Linked DNA regions of Mus musculus: region 2 is linked to region 1. A link is a loop called in an ENCODE intact Hi-C map of the cell type or tissue named here. Cell type or tissue: left cerebral cortex. All regions are shown on one strand.

Region 1 (8,000 bases):
GGTCTTACAAACTGTCTGAAGCAAAGCATTTCTAAAGGCAGGCATGGTGCATTCCTATAATCCCAGAACCTGGGAAGTAGAAGCAGGAGGGCTGAGTTTGACATTAGCCTGGTCTAGATGAGAACATGTCTCATGAAGGGTATAGCCGGCATGGAGGTACAGAGGAACTCTAACTGCTTTCTCGTGAGTAGTTCTTCATAATACTGTAAAGTGTAAAGATAATAGTAAGTAGAGTACTCCATAGTAGCCTTGTTTGGTTTTCTGGGCTGGCTTCCCATCCATTTCCGCCCAGATGAATTCAGTGAAGGGCTCTGCCCTGTAACATACTGACTAAATGACAAAGGGCAGTTCTGTGCCTAAGGAGACCCCAACTGAGCCAGACAGAGTTTCTGTCACCACTCCACAGTACAGACTTAAAGTGTGCTAGGTAGCATGGGAGGATACCAAGAAGTAGGTCTAGTGGGTGGCACCCTAGGTGGCATCTTTTGAGCTCCAGTAAAAACAGGAGTGAGTTACCAGGGAAAGGCATGAAGTGTGAGTGACAGAAAGGAGCCCCAACATAGGCTTGTGTGGAAAGGTGAGGTAAAGAAAGAGATGTGGGGCAGCAACCAGGTAAAATAGCATTTTTTTCAAAAGCCCCAGGTATGAAGGCTGAGGTTCAGAAGGAGCCTAGGAGGAACGGTTAGAGGTCACTGGGGTTCCTGTTTGAAAGTCTTCCCAGTCTTCAGAGAAAGACTGGGGAAAGTAGTGAGGGTAGCGCCACAAACTGAAGAGGAGAAACGGTTTGAGACAGTTCACAGAGGCAACATGCAGACTGAGGAAGCAGATGCCACTACAGGTGTGGACTGAACATAGATAATTTCTGTGTCTCCACTTAGCAGGACACAGCCATTTAAACTCTACCGCACGGCTAAGCCTGAAAGGTGTTTGCTCTCTCCAGGGAAGATTTTATAATAGAAATATTTAGCATAAAGAGAAAGAAAGGCATGTGTTAAGGTAAAAGAGGAGTGTGTGCCATTCTAACAGGTCAATAGGCTAGTAAGATTGCAGATTTCAAAGAGAAGGGCATATCTTCCTCTGAGATAGGGAGTCCTCTGAAAGGGGTTCTCCTAGGCCCCCTCCAGGCCCTCACAGGAAATGAGCTGAATGCTGACATTTCCACCTTAATTCATATCTAAACTTTAATTCATAACTTTAGCCATACCTAAAGAAAGAGGCAGGAGCTATGAGGGCTTAAGAACAAAACAGCAATGGACTGTTCGTAAGGAATTCACCAGTAGTAAAGACGCAAAACATGGACAGGCACAAGGGCATGTGGAAACTTCACACAGGGCCCAGCAAGACAATGACCGCTCCACGGGAGAGAAGCCATGGACAATAGTGACAAGTGTGGGCAGACATGGCTGAGCAGACCTCACAAGACCACTTGACCATAGGCAGGCTTTGCAGGCAGTTAGGACTGGGCTTTGCAGACATCTAGATCAGACAGGCAGAGCATATATGGCCAGCAGGCTCCTTTGAAGTCAGTTGTCTTGACTTCCCCATCACTCCTAACCCCACATGTCTCAGCAGACAAAGGATGGAACAATAAGGACCAGCCTCCCTGGATGCCAGTAGGCAGTGTCCTTGTGCCCTGGGGACCAGCTCTCTCATCTTCCTATTTGTTAATTTCATGTGGTAAAAATGCAGGGATCTAATTATTCCTGTTCATTCTACTGAAAGCACAAAAGATTCTAATTTCCTAGGTAAACGTGATTTATTTTAAAAATGAGATTTAAAGTTTGGCTCACTCACATCAGACTTTCACAATCCCATGTGTTTCCAAAGCACAGGCATGTTTTTTTTTTTTTTAAACGCCCAGGCTATGTGCTGTTACATGGCTGATCGGCATCCAGTGCTTATCTATGGGATACACTAGGGTGGCCCTTGCTTCTGTCCCACATGGGACTATTCAGTTATGGCGCTCTCTGACCCCCATGGCTCCCTGCCAGTGCACCCTGCTTTGCATGCCTGAGGACAGTCATACAATCTTCTTTCTCTTCCCACATATATTTCCTGGTCATGCACATCACAGACGTTTGTAGTTTGTCTTAAACTAATCTAGCCTGTTAAAACAATTGCATATTGTATTCTCAATATTTCTCTCTTTTAATGCTGGGCTATTTGTTTTTTTGCCTCTCCTTTGTCAAGTTCTTGCCATGCATGAAAATGTTCTCAAGTGTCCCACTCCAGGCTGCACAGGGCGAGGGCATGTGAATAGCAACAGGAACTCGCACAGAAGGTAAGCCACACTCTGCTGGGGTCTATGCTAGAAGAAGCCACCCACAGCCCTTCCCCATGGTAGCTCTTTACTGCTATGCAGCCCCTCCCTTCCAAAGGAGAGCGGCAGACCTCACACATTGCTCCTGGAGAGTTGGTCATAGCACGTACAGAAATGTCAAAGGGTCAATTGCCCGTTTTTGAAGACTTAATTTCTTCAGTTATGTTGCCTCCTCTAGTATAATAGAGCACTGTTCCCTCACAAAGTCACCTACTCAGTACAGCATCTAAGATGGAACCCATAGCCACTTACAATGAAAGAGACCAGAAGGAATCCAGCAAGTTTCTCTAACCTTCTCTCATAGGAGAGGCTGTCTGTCACTTACCATTCAGGGTTGTGAACTAGAACCCAGCAGGGCAAATACAGAGGACTAACTTGGCTGCTCTTGAATTTGATGAGTCCCCTGGCCATCAGCATCAACATCATTAAAATATGAGCAGATGTCCAAACGCATCTGGCAGGGGTACACCAGTGAGGACGCGGCTCCAGGTCAATGGCTTTAACTGGACTACTGCTGAAAATATACACTGTCAGAATTGTACTCTTGATAGTGTTCCAGCTTTCTTCCCCATCCTCTTCAGACATTATAAGAGTCACTAAGTTCCTCTCAAAATCTAGGTGATAGCAGATCACTTCTTTTGCAGTAGCAAAATGTAACTCGGTTAGATCTGTCTTGCCACAGCTTAGATTTCTTCTTAAATGGGGGAAGGAAGCTGTAAAAGCTCTCTTAATTTTTACCTCACTGGTTAGTCACAACAAGAAGCTTGGTTACCAGTGTCAAGTTTATAATAAAACAGACCACAGCTCTATGCCCTGCAGAAGGTCTCTGGTACTGAGTCTGCAGGAGCTGGCAGCGATGCAGGAGATCCCGGCTGAGTGCTGTGCAGAGCCCACAGTGTCAGTTCCTTTTTCTGCCATCAACACACGTGTACACATGGATGGCCACACACACGGAGCTAGAACACACGGAGGCAAGCATGCAGATACTATGACTTCCTGTGGAAGCAGCTCAAACAAAGAGGCCTCAGTGTTCCCTCTGCCATCCTGATCCTGCTGCACTAGTTAAGAATCACATTTGCCTGAAGTCCTGGAGGTATTCCTGCTGTACCTCCCTTTCTTTGCCCCTCCTTTGGTGAGCTCAAGTCAGAATCCCTGAAGCCTTATAGATAGATACCTCTGGTATCAGCTCAGAGTGCCACCTTCTGGTATAGCCAACTAACTGCCACTCTTGAGTCTCAAAAACTCCTTCTCTAGCTGCTACTGCCTGACCTGCAGAAATGGCCAGCACTCCAGCATTTCTGCCTGAAAGTTTAACCAGCCTGTGTTGTATTTGCTTCCTGGAATTTGGCATACTCATCGGACAGGCCTGGTGCTGTCTGTCATAAGAGCTATATGCCAGAGCCCAGGAAATATATAGTACCAGGCAGGCTGGGAAATTCTCCTACCTCCATCTACCTCAGGGTCATCTTAGCTGGATGAAGGACAGAACATGGTGAATGTTATCAGTGTGTGGCAAGCCATTTGAGACCATTCAGTTAAATCTATCTTCTGTCATTGTAGCCTCTCTGGATGCCCCATTGCTGCTGCAGAAAAACTGGCAAAGGCCCAAGAGAAACACCAGAGCTGTGATGTGTCCAAATCCAACCAGGCCTCAGACCGAGTCCTCAGGTACTCAGCCGAAGTGTGTCATCAAGGGATTTCTCTCAGAATCTATCCTGACACAGAGCAGAGAGAGTGTTGGAGATGCTCCATGGAGTAGATGTGTTCTTGAAGGAGGGAAGGAAGCTATGCCAGATTAGAAGCTGAGTCCTGTGCCCTCAATCCTGAGAGAGTATGTAGAAGTCTGGTGGTCAGTGTAACTCCAGTGGCTCAGCATGACTTCAGCAGTCAGAGAACTGGATGGAGTTCTATGATTTGTAGTCCTGACAATTCATAATTCTATGAATGCTAACTAAAATAGAAGTTTTAGAAATCAGTAATGTTAGTAGCCCATTATAATTTTATCCCAGTTTGAAGCAAAGTACAGCACCTGCTTATGGGTGGCACGGGGCCTTTTTAAAAATGCAGGAATGACAAATGCCACATTCCCTGTGCTTGGAAGTTTTCTGTATGAAAAGCCATCAAAGCTGTCATCACCCCTTATCCTCACACACCCTGAGATGTGGGTGGAAGTAGGTGGCATCACTGCCGCTTGACAGGCAAGACAGAGCACAGGGGCTCACGACTACCTGACTTAGCACTGCAGGTTAAAGTGGAAAAGTGCCGAGGAGCAAGACTGAACCCCGTTTTCCAAAATCAGGAAGATGTTTATAGGTAGAAGACGACATCTACGTTCCTCACAGACTTCACACACATCTCATGAAGTCTGTGACAGTCCGTGTATTTCTGCTTTCTTACTCTCGTGACAATGTCTCCCCATAAAATGCTATCATCGTCATGTTCTCATTTGAATATACCCAGTTCCGTGGATGTTGTACCACAGTCATAACTCTGTGCTAGCTCAGAGGCATACGGGCTGTCTCTAAAGAGTAATGATGAATAGTTTCCCATAGATACAGCATTTGGCTTCTACTATAGGTATTTCTTTGGGATAAGTTACTTAGAGAAAATTACTAGGCAAGAGATAGACACATTTTGGTCCTCATTTAGTATTTTTTTTTTGCAATTAATTAAATTTCCTTTCTCCTTTGAGAAAGTTAAAAAGTGTATAGGAATTTTTATATATTTAAACAAAAATAAAAAACTAAATGTAGCTATAATCCCTCTTTTCCAAGATAATCCTTCTCTGACTTTTGATATTCTCTGCATTATGATGAGAACTTAGGTGAACCTCTTGTCTGCCTCTCAGTTTCCTATTTACTGCCACTATCCCTTTGCAGATATGACTGAATACTAAACAAGTTGTCCAACTTCTTCCCCACCTCTCAGTCCACTAATCAGTGGAGGATTCCCGCAATTCCCAAGGATGTTTAAGGAAGCAGAGTCCTTAGCCAAAGGAAATGTGGGAAATTGTGAAGGAAAATAGCTCAGCAATGTCACATTCTTATTCTAATACCACACCAGAAAAGGTGCTTTTAAAACATAAGCAAATAAGCCAGGCAATGGTGGCGCACGCCTTTAATACCAGCACTTGGGAGGCAGAGGCAGGCAGATTTCTGAGTTTGAAGCCAGCCTGGTCTACAGGGTGAGTTCCAGTACAGCCTGGGCTACACAGAGAAACCCTGTCTCAAAAAATCAAAACAAACAAAACAACATAAGCAACTAAAAGAAATGGCAAGTGCCATGTGAAATCAGGGGCAAATTATATCACTTTTTTTAAGTACTAAAAAATTATACCAAAATTTCAACAGTTTTAAATCTGAAAGAATTCTGGGTTATCGTCTCTTTTAGCAGTTTTTATATTTCCTAAATATGTTTTCCATGAATTAGAGAGGCTGTGGAAGTCAGACAAACACATGCAGGCCGAGCCTCAAGGACCCCCATCCTGGTCCCAGAGAGGACGTCCTTCGCGCTCTGACCTCCCACAAACCCTCACTGCGGTGGCCGCCCCAGCCCACCCAACAGCTTCCATTTCACACACCGGAAGTCCACGAAGGACTTCCCAGTCAGGTGCGCGCTGAGGTTTTCCCCACCTCAAGCTGAGACCAGGCTGCATTCGGGCTGATAAGCCTTGTCTCCAGTAGGCTGACTGCGGCCGTGTTTCCGGGGGGAACAGGCAGTGTTTCCGGTAGTCAGGCCGTACATCCGGCTAAGACCCAGGTCGTGTTCCCAGCTGAGGAGAGGCAGTGAGTCCGGCCGAGGGCAGGTAGTGAGTCCGCCCAGGAGCAGGCTGGGCATCCAGGGCTGGGCTGTCTCCCAGTTGGGTGCAGCAGCAGTGTTTCAGGATGACGAACCGGCAGTATTTCCCACTGAGGTACGGGCAGGATTTCCAGGTTTGAGCAAGGAAAAGTTTGTCATCTGTGATTGGCCTTTGTAGATAGACCGTGAGCCAACACTAACCACTAACGTGGTTCACCATAGTTTTGGTTTTGGTTTTTGTTCCCCTCGGCCGTAACACCCATTTTTTCATTTTTCTCGTTTGTTTGTTTTTTATTAGATATTTTCTTTATTAACATTTCAAATATTATCCCCTTTCCTGGTTGGTTTCCCTCCCCTATCCCCAACCCACCCACTCTCATTCCTGGCCCTGGCATTCCCCTGTACTGGGGCATTGAACCTTCACAAGACCAAGGGCCTCTCCTCCCATTGATGACCGACTAGGCCATCCTCTGCTGTATATGCAAGTTAGAGCCATGAGTCCCACCATGTGTTTTGTTTGGTTGGTGTTTTAGTCTCTGGGAGCTCTGGGGTTACTAGTTAGTTCATATTGATGTTCCTCCTATGGGGCTGCAAACCCCTTCAGCTCCTTGGGTCCTTTCTCTGGCTCCTTCACGGGGGACCCTGTGCTCAGTCTAATGAATGCCTGTAAACATTCACTTCTGTATCTGTCAGGCGCTGGCAGAGCTTCTCAGGAGACAGCTGTATCAGACTCCTGTCAGCAAGTTCTTGTTGGCGTCCACAATAGCGTCTGGGTTTGGTGGTTGTTTATGGGATGGATCCTCAGGTGGGGCAATCTCCCGCTGGTCATTCCTTCAGTCTCTACTCCACACTTTGTCTCTGTAACTCCTTCCATGGGTATTTTTCCCCCTTCTAAAAAGAATCAAAGTATCTACACTTCCTTCTTCGTGAGCTTCATGTGCTCTGTGAATTGCTATCTTGGGTATTCCAATCTTCTGAGCTAATAATATCCACTTATCAGTGAGTGCATATCATATATGTTCTTTTGTGATTGGGTTACCTCACTCAGGATGATATCTTCCAGATCCATCCATTTGTCTAAGAACTTCATAAATTCATTGTTTTTAATAGTTGTGGAGTACTCCATTGTGTAAATGAATCACATTTTCTGTATCCATTCCTCTGTTGAGGGACATTTGTGTTCTTTCCAGCTTCTTGAGGTCTTACTTTTTGGAAAAAAGTTTGATATAAATGGGAAATAGAATGATCAATAACCCCTCCTGAAATTAAGGGCCATTTTACGTAAATACACTGTTCAAAAATGGTGGAAATATGGGGATACCTGCCTGCAAGGACTTTTAACAATATTTTACCTCAGAAAAAGTTTAAGACTTGAGATTGAGATGTGCAAACACCTATCGGTATCTATTATACAGAACAAAAATTGCTTAAAGAGTATAAGGGCACCAATGTTTAACTTAATTCTTTTGTGTTTGAGGTGGTTTCCACTTTTAAAATAGACACAGACACATTAGTAAAGGAATAAGAATCAAAACCCCCTCCATTTAAATATTTTATCCCAAAGTCTAAGATAAAGGACTACTAGATAAAGAACATTGAAGGAACATGAATATTTATTTGCTCATAGGTTCTCCTACAATTCTATTTTAATGCCCAACTAGATAAATTCTGATACAGTTTTGTCTCATTCTGTGTTCCTATGTGTGTCTGTTTCTTAGTTTTAAGAGTCCGTGTCATTGTCATTGTATGATTCCTCTACTCTTTGTAAACCCCACAAACGCAATGCCTATAGACTGAATTCTTCCTCAACTGCCTGTGTCATGTCTTACCGACATTCTTTCTGAAAGTGAGATAAAATGATACAATACATTTTAAGTATTCT
Region 2 (8,000 bases), 160 kb before region 1:
TTTTAAACCAACAAAGCAATTGGGTTATGCCAGGCCCTTTTGATTGACTTACTCCTTGCTCTTGGGGAGGGTGGGGGGTGAAGAGCAATATTCTCCATCTCTCTGCAACTGCTCCTGAGTGCTGGGAATGGGTTTGCCTGTCAGGACAATTCTTAGCTACGGCTTGAAGAATTGAGCCGTTTCCGGATATCAGACACAATCTTGTTGGTGAGGAGCGGAAGAATTTAAATTCCTCACTCTTTGGAGACACGGTAACCCCTTGAAACCACAGAGGCAGGCTGCCTAAGGTTCTTCCGCATGCTCTGAAATGAACACAGAACCATGTCTGCACAGCCATCTCTTCAAATAGAACCGTAGGGGTGAAGGGCCTTACAGAAAAAAGAGGAGGAGGAACCCAGGCAATGTTGTAGATAGGCTTCCTGGAGATGTGCAGTTCATGGAATGGAAGGGCACATTAATTTTTTACCGGACATCTTGCACCTGTCCTCTCCAGGTCTCTCTCCACATTTTGGTGATCCCTGATCATCACCATTGTATGGTGATCAGGATTTGTCCAAAGAGCAGAATACCCAGTATGCTTCACTGCCCACCCGTGGCCCATCCACCATCTTCCCCCTTTCTCTCTGTGTTCCATTCATTCCTATCTTTAGTCAACATATGTGGTCCATACTCAGGGATGGCAACAGGCAGGCTGTTCTTTCCCTGCAATGTCACTAAGACAACTTAATTATTTACACAGAGAACTCAATACTTACAAACAACAAGGAGGACCCACTCTCTGTCCCAGGAGCAGAAGCAGGCAAGACGGGGAAGCTAAGAGCAAGGGAAGCTCTGAGGAGGTGCCATAGGTGTGCCTCAGCAGCCAAGTCTTGTGCTGGGATAATGGAAGGACCAGAAGGAGGGATGTACATGCAGTTCCTAATAAGGAGTTCCACAGTAGGTCAAAGAAGCTTGTGTCACAGCTCCGCCAGGGTGCAATGACAAACACAGGCAGGCACTTCTCAGTCATAGATACCAAAAACCCAAGAGCTGGGGGTCTGCTGAGGGCCATTTTCTGGCTTTCAACCTTGCTGTACCCACATGTGATAGAGTGAACACTTGTCTCTTTCTTACAGGATGTTGATCTCATCAAAATGTCCACACTCACGACCTCACCTAAGCCCAGTTTCCTCCCAAATGTCCCTGCAGGAGCTGGGTCTTCTTCAGTAGACTTTGCAAGGACAAGACTTCCATGGCTTTGCAAAAACAGGAACTTTCGGTTGATGGGGTATTGGGAAGCACTTTTCTTTTTTTAAATTCTCTTCTTTTGTTTTGTGGTCAATTGGCTTAAGTTTGTGGTGTGGGGTTAAACCCAGAACCGTACCATGCTAGGAACATGCTCTACTGAAGCTCCTTATAAAAAATGCTTTTCTCTTGAGATAGGTTCTCATTGAGTTACCTAGCACTGGACTTGAGTTCACTCGTGGAGCATTAGTTGGCCTTGAAATTTCAAACTTCCTGTGGCAGCATCCCCAGCAGCTGGGATTCCAGGCTTGTGCCCTGAGACCCAACCAAGTGTTTTGTTTTGTTTTGTTTTGTTTTGTTTTGTTTTGTTTTGTTTTGTTTTGTTTTGTTTTGTACTGGGGACTCAATGGGACCTGCATTTATGAGGCAAGCACTTTACTACTGAGCGACATCCCTAGTCCTGCATTTGTTTTCTAACCATAATAATCCATCTTATCTGGGAAAGTGGACTGAAGGTGGTCAAAGCACAGGGCAAGGTCCTCAGGTCTGCTGCAGTGGGGGCAGACTGGGAGGGTCTTCCATGAGGTATACACAGCAAGGAAGGACAGCTCACCTGGGGCTGAGACAGCAGAGAGAATGGTCATCCTACTGATAGCAACGGAAGGGACAGTGACAAGATGGACTGAATCCGGAACACTAGAGGCTGGGGGGTGTCGGGGTTTGATTTTGATTTTTTTTTTTGAGACAGGGTTTCTCTGTGTAGCCCTGGCTGTCCTGGAACTCACTCTGGAGTCCAACCTGAACTTGAACCCAGAAATCCACCTGCTTCTGCCTCCCAAGTATTTAAAGATGTGCACCACCATGCCCAGCTTAAGGCTTGGGGATTTTTAAGAGAAGGTGAAGGGTAATTTTTTTTTATCTATTTGGAAAGAAGGGTTAGAAAGGCTTAAGTCCATGAGAAGAGCAGGCTCAGTGATTATAGAAGACAGAAATTTCATTTTAAATATTGAACTACAAATGTTTACAAAATCATTCTTCTGTCTTTTCATTGCTTTGTCCCAGGATAATTGATTAGTCTTATATTTGTACAAATATGGCACCTATGTGTACTTCCAAGCTCTGTGCAGATGGGAGAGTCAGGGCAAGAGCTGAGAGACCACAGGCTGGACCTCAAATCCAGGCTTGTCTGATTGGGTCAGGTCTTCCCTTTAGGGTAGTGATTCTCAACCTTCCTCGTGCTGTGACCCCTTCCTCATGCTGTCGTGACCCCCACCCAACCATAACATTATTCTGTTGGTACTTCATAGCTGTAATTTGGCTGCTGTTACTAACTGAAATGTACATAGTTTTGGAGGTCAAGGTTTACCAAAGAGGTTGCAACCCACAGATTGTGAGCCTTTCCTCCAGAGGCTCTCTACGCCAGGCCCGCACATACACGGGAACCACCCAACAATTGACTATGGATTGCAGGGTCCCTAAAACCTTGATCTATATGTTTGTTTTTAAACTCAAAGCACACATGAAGATACTAACTGAAGAACTTTTGGGGTTTTGTCAGGTTTTGTTTTGTTTTGTTTTTTATTAATATGCACAATCATGGGTTTTACTATGGGACGTTCATGCATATTTGTTTTAATATCTTCTCCTACTCACTCCTCCATCTCAACTCTCTCCTGCTGCTTCCTCCCCCATCCTAACCCCCCCCCCCCATGAGTTCTTGTCTTGCGCTTCTATCACTCTCTTTCTCTCCCTTTCTGGAGACTTCTTTCTCCCCTTTCATGGTCTCCCTTCTAGCTCCCCAATCTTGGCCCATACATACATGCTTGCTTTTGTATCAGTTTACCAAGCAAAGGCCCTTGTGCTGCTGTTCCATTTCTGTGTTCCTGAGTTTACACTGGGCAAGCGTGAAGATGCTTCCTTCCTATTCCTTTGTGCTTTCACACACACACACACACACACACACACACACACACACACACACGACTTAGAAACAAAAGGGGTAAGAGCAAGGGTGACTTTATTGCCTTGATTAAGTTTGTTTTATTTTTTTCTTGCTAAATGCACTGTTTTATCAGATGCCTGAATCTACAAGTTCCCTAATTTGCCAGTGGAGCTGCCTGGTCTGACAGGAGCTGTGGGGAGGTAGCACTGTCTGGGTGGCCTCCCACAAGTCAGCACCTTCTTTTGCGGAGTTGTGATCCTCCTTGACCTTTCCGAAGTGTGTGCTTGGAGATGTGTATGCCGGTGACATTAGCCCACGGCTGTCGGCATAAGAAGCACTCCTGTGAGCATCCACCGCTTCGGAGGGTTTCCACAAGAACACAGTAGGCAGAAGAGCATGTCTCCTCTTCATCCTCACGTTTTCCAGTAATTATCAATTCTCGGTCAATATGAGGAAGGAAATTTGCTGCGAAGAAGAGGGGCTGAGTTTCCTTCAGATAGGAAGCACAGTGACTTCATTATAGTCTGAATTAGACGAAAGCCTCAGAGTTTCCAGCAGGGGGCAGTGAACACTCGAAGTGCAGCAGGTGCCCTGAAAACCTGGACTCTAAGCCACGTGGCTCTGCACTGGTAATCTTCACCTAAATGGGCTCCTAAGAGACCCAGAGCTCTGACAAAAGCACAGGCTTTCTTGGAGCCCTCTGGCAAACTGGAGACCCTGTGCTGACTGCAGGGAGCATGGCGTATAAAATAGCTCTCAGGGAAGGACTCCTGGGTGCTCATGGCAGAGTCTCCTCCCTAAACAGTGAATTAGAAAAGCCTTCAGTCAACGAAGCAAAGTGCCTTCCCATGATGTTGCTGTCACAAATCCTTTCCATGGCCTCAATATCAGCAGGGCAGTTTGTCTATTCCCCCTTACCCCTACGTCACAGGATAAACTCAGATCTATTAGCCAAGCTGAAAGTCTCTCTTTTAGTTCTTAGTACAATTTGCCATCCATTTATCTAATGGTGAGCATCCTTATACCCTTCATCTGTGAGTAAACTCTCCCGTGGACCTTTCGGCGGTAAAAGCCATCTTTCATAACAAAGCAATTTCACAGAGATGAGGCAATGTCTGCTGGGATTGTGACTATGCAAAGCTCTGACTGTTGTGCTCCCATTGTTGATGTGCTCTGTGCTCCCAGTGGCCTTTTCACAGAGTCCTCTAAGTAGCCCACGTCATGGTGCTAATAGACTGGTCTCTGTGGGTCTTTATCCCAGGGCTGCATGCAGACTGCAGGCTGTATGGTGGATCATCCTTTGCAGGTGTTAGTGGTTTCATTTATGTAAGGTTACAAAAGTTCGAGGAGGAAAACCCAAACATTATTGCTCTGGTCATGGGCTGTATCAAAAGGTTCCTCAAAGCCATTGCAACACAAATCAGGTCTCTTGAAATGAAGCTTTACAAATATTTAGAGACAATAATATGTTTCACTTTAAAACGCAACTGTCCCTCACTCAGCCTATGTGCTCAACAACAGAGGAGTAGATTAAAAAAATGTGCTATATATGCACAATGGGAATTTCCAGATCTAAAGAAAAAATGAAATTGTCGTTTGTCGAGAGAGAAATGGATATAACCAGAGATAACCATATCAGGTGAATCAAGTTCATCTCAGAAACACAAATGTCATGTTTTCTGTCATTTGTGGTTCCCAGATTTTATAGAGATACATAAAATCAAGTATAAGATGTTATATGAAAGTGGAAGGCAAACTTCCTAGTGAAGCAAAGATGACTCAGGGAGAGGCATGAGAGGAAATGGTAGTATAGGGAGATGTGGGAAGTGTGGTCAACACACATGCGTTTGCATGGAACATCCTATGAGACACAGTAGCATACACAATGTATACGATGAAATCTTAAATGAGTGTGTGTGTGTGTGTGTGTATGCATAGATGCATGTATGTATACATCAACTGTTTCTGTCAGTGCTTCTGATTGGAGTCCTGAACATATTTATGGAAAGAGATCCATGTGCTTCTCTGCCTGAGTTTCTCTTTGAAATTTCAAGAGCAGGATTAGAATGAACAAGGCAGGGAAGAGCTCCATCCACATCAAGAGCTTGTCTCACTCGCTCCTTGGCCCAGAAGTTCAAGTTTGCTCCCACCTTCTCATCGAAGTACCTGCATTGACACAAAACACTTTTGTGTCCCCGACAATGGGATTAAGCTATGAGGCTGTTCTGGAAACTTCCTTTTCTCTCCCTCTCTCACGTATTATAGGTGCCTCTCTGGCTCACAATAGCATAATCTATCTCATTTTTTAAAACAAGAGCCATGGAATGTTACATAGTGTGTTTTAACTTTGATTTGTAGTGCTATTCCCTTGTTAGTATACCACAGATGTGTTTCTGATGATGGTCACTCCAAAAGCAGTATCATAGACAGCGCTGTGATCGTATACCTGGACACCTACCTTTCATTTCTATCCCAGGAGAGACTCTGTGGTATGAGGCTGTGGGGCAGGGAGTGCTGCTCAGAATGGTGATCAGTGATGCAGGCATGGCTGTCCAGTATCCTGCCCATCTTGTGCTTAGCTATGCTGGCTGCTAATGACTTTCTGAATTCTTGTTGGTTTTGTTGGTGAGATTGTCAGCTTGCTTTACCGTGTGTGTCACCTGACAGAACATGACCTTGGGTATTCTTTATGAGATTCTCCTATCTTATTTCCACTTCTGTGACCTTTTTCTTGACCTTGATCTACTAGATGATATTCTTCTTGCCAAGTTTCATGCTTTCTACATTGGGAACGGTGATAGTTCTCACGTTGCAAGTGTTTCTTCCCTATCCACTTAGTCTGCTTACAAAGCATCCGAGCAGCTGGGGGCTTTTCTCACATAGAGATGCTTATTTTTTATGTAGCCAAATCTATCCATTCTGTGACTTCTTTCCTATGACATCTAGGAATTCTTCCTTGTCCTCAGTAATAATCATACCCACAGCTTCCCCAATGCACTTACAGCTTCTTAAAATATTGGCTCTTTACTAGATGTGAAGTGTGTATCTGTATATGTCGTTCCATGGTGGTCTGATACTAATTTTTCCATTGTAGATCCTCACATAGAATGTTTCCTTGAGAAAAGCCACCTCTGTGTACACAATGTGCTACACCTGTATCATATGATATTTTTCACATACAATGGACTATTTATAAGTTTTTGTATTTCCAAATGATCTTTTTTCCTCCTTGCTTCTGCCAATCCCATACTGATTTGGTAATATTGGCTCTATATTAAGTCTTCTTAGTTGTGCCCTAATATCAGCAAGGACATGGTCTCTGTCTAACAATTAACAGCCTATTTGTTGTGTACCTTAAGATGTAGTACCAGATATAGTACCCATATCCTGTTTACCTACTCAGAGACAGACTATAGACGAGTAACCTTGTACTTGAGATTGGAGCATTTTTAGTCACCTTACCCTTGTCCTCCAGGGGAAGCCCGTCTTTCCCCTCACGGATTCTGTGTATTCTATCCATGTTCCTGGCTGTCTTCATAGTGAAGAAGGGTTTTGTGCCATTTCTATATCCATATCTCAAAGACAAAAAGCAATGAGTAATCCTGGTGCATTTCTTCAGTCTGGCCACCTTGTGGAGTTCCTTTCCCCTTTTAATATTCTTGGGAAGAGTTCCTTCTGTTTTCCTGGTACGAGATCATTTCATATGCAAACAAAGCACATTCTCTTTCAATATTCATGCGAATATGTTAGGCGATTAACTCCCAGTGTTAACTGGAGCCCCACGAATGGAAGTGAGATAAGGACATCTCTCGTCCTCTTCCTGCTGCAGAGCCATTAATATTTCACATTTAATACAGCCTGTGCTACTGAATTAGGTAGATACTTGTATCCCCCTCTTTGTTTAAAATTGGCATAGAATTGTCTGTCGTTCTTCTATCACCTATACATACTTTTCTTTAGTTTCTTGGTATAACTAATGCCATGGATTTTACTTACACCAGCAGTAAACAAATGGACGTACATAGCTGGGCTACATTAGCTCACTCTATTGTAGCACCCAACAAGTTAGGTGCCATGAACACAATAGTTCCTGTGTGAGCTAAGAGTTTACAAAAGCTTTTATTGATGTGTAAGAGTGCGTGGCATGGAATCAAATTGGGAGCTAGAGCCCAGGTAGTTTGCCTCACTCTTTAAGAAAAGGATGTGATTTGGGTAGATGTGCCCTTAGAAATAATTACACATGGGCTATTTCATTCAGTCACCACTGCAAATGTGTTAGGCAGTGCTGTTAATATATTCATGTTTGAGAAACTTGGATGGACTTAGTGATTTGCTTAATTGCATGGAGCTAATCATTGATTCTATTGACTCAAATTTCTGCATACAAGGTTGGGCAAGTGTGGGTTGCCCTGTATGCATGAGGAAGTGAACCTATGTGGTGGACATTCTGGCCCAAAACATCAGAAAAAAGGGGGGGGTCTCTAAATTTGCCGTCACCTCATGCACTGCTTAGGGATCTAGAGGTTCATTAGAATTCACTTGGTAAATAACACAACTCAGACTCATAAAAGTTGTATTGACAGAAAGAATCTAGGCACAGCCAGGTGTGGTGGCACGTACCTGTGACCCAGCATTTGGGAAGTAGAAGCAAGATTTCAGAATTTAAGGACCACTTTAGCTAAAAAAGAAAGTTCACGATTAGTCTGGGTCACATGAGACTGTGTATCAAAAATAAAATTATGTTGCATGATTCCCGTTCAAGGAAAAGACCAAACTAATGGTGTTGGGAGTCTGAATAGTGGCTCCTAGCAGCAGTTATCAGGGGGCATCTTGA

What was found. A loop is a pair of places that touch in the nucleus more often than their neighbours do. Peaks named below come from ENCODE experiments on the same cell type or tissue, not always from the same donor. Only the 100,000 strongest peaks of a DNase experiment are listed, where the experiment ranks them.
Region 2: it touches region 1 in a loop (7-fold over the local background); 21 of 42 quality-filtered maps call a loop at or near these places.

Annotation. Positions count from the first base shown.
Region 1 is chr12:29,834,160-29,842,159 of GRCm38, forward strand. Myt1l (myelin transcription factor 1-like) reads left to right here. Exons shown (of 25, transcript NM_001093775.1): 12 at 2,191-2,281; 13 at 3,881-3,988. Among named protein-coding and RNA genes, the nearest start is that of Gm46346, 77 kb to the right of the region's middle. In left cerebral cortex, a CTCF peak has its summit at 3,532 (motif pointing left); DNase peaks (open chromatin) are centred at 3,482, 3,904, 4,504 and 4,733; H3K27ac peaks cover 348 bases.
Region 2 is chr12:29,672,382-29,680,381 of GRCm38, forward strand. All of the region lies in intron 3 of Myt1l (myelin transcription factor 1-like), which reads left to right. It overlaps C630031E19Rik (RIKEN cDNA C630031E19 gene), which reads right to left. Exons shown (of 4, transcript NR_046080.1): 3 at 6,629-6,729; 4 at 3,249-5,332. Among named protein-coding and RNA genes, the nearest start is that of C630031E19Rik, 10 kb to the right of the region's middle. In left cerebral cortex, CTCF peaks have their summits at 3,724 (motif pointing right), 3,927 and 6,809; a DNase peak (open chromatin) is centred at 3,738; H3K27ac peaks cover 1,397 bases.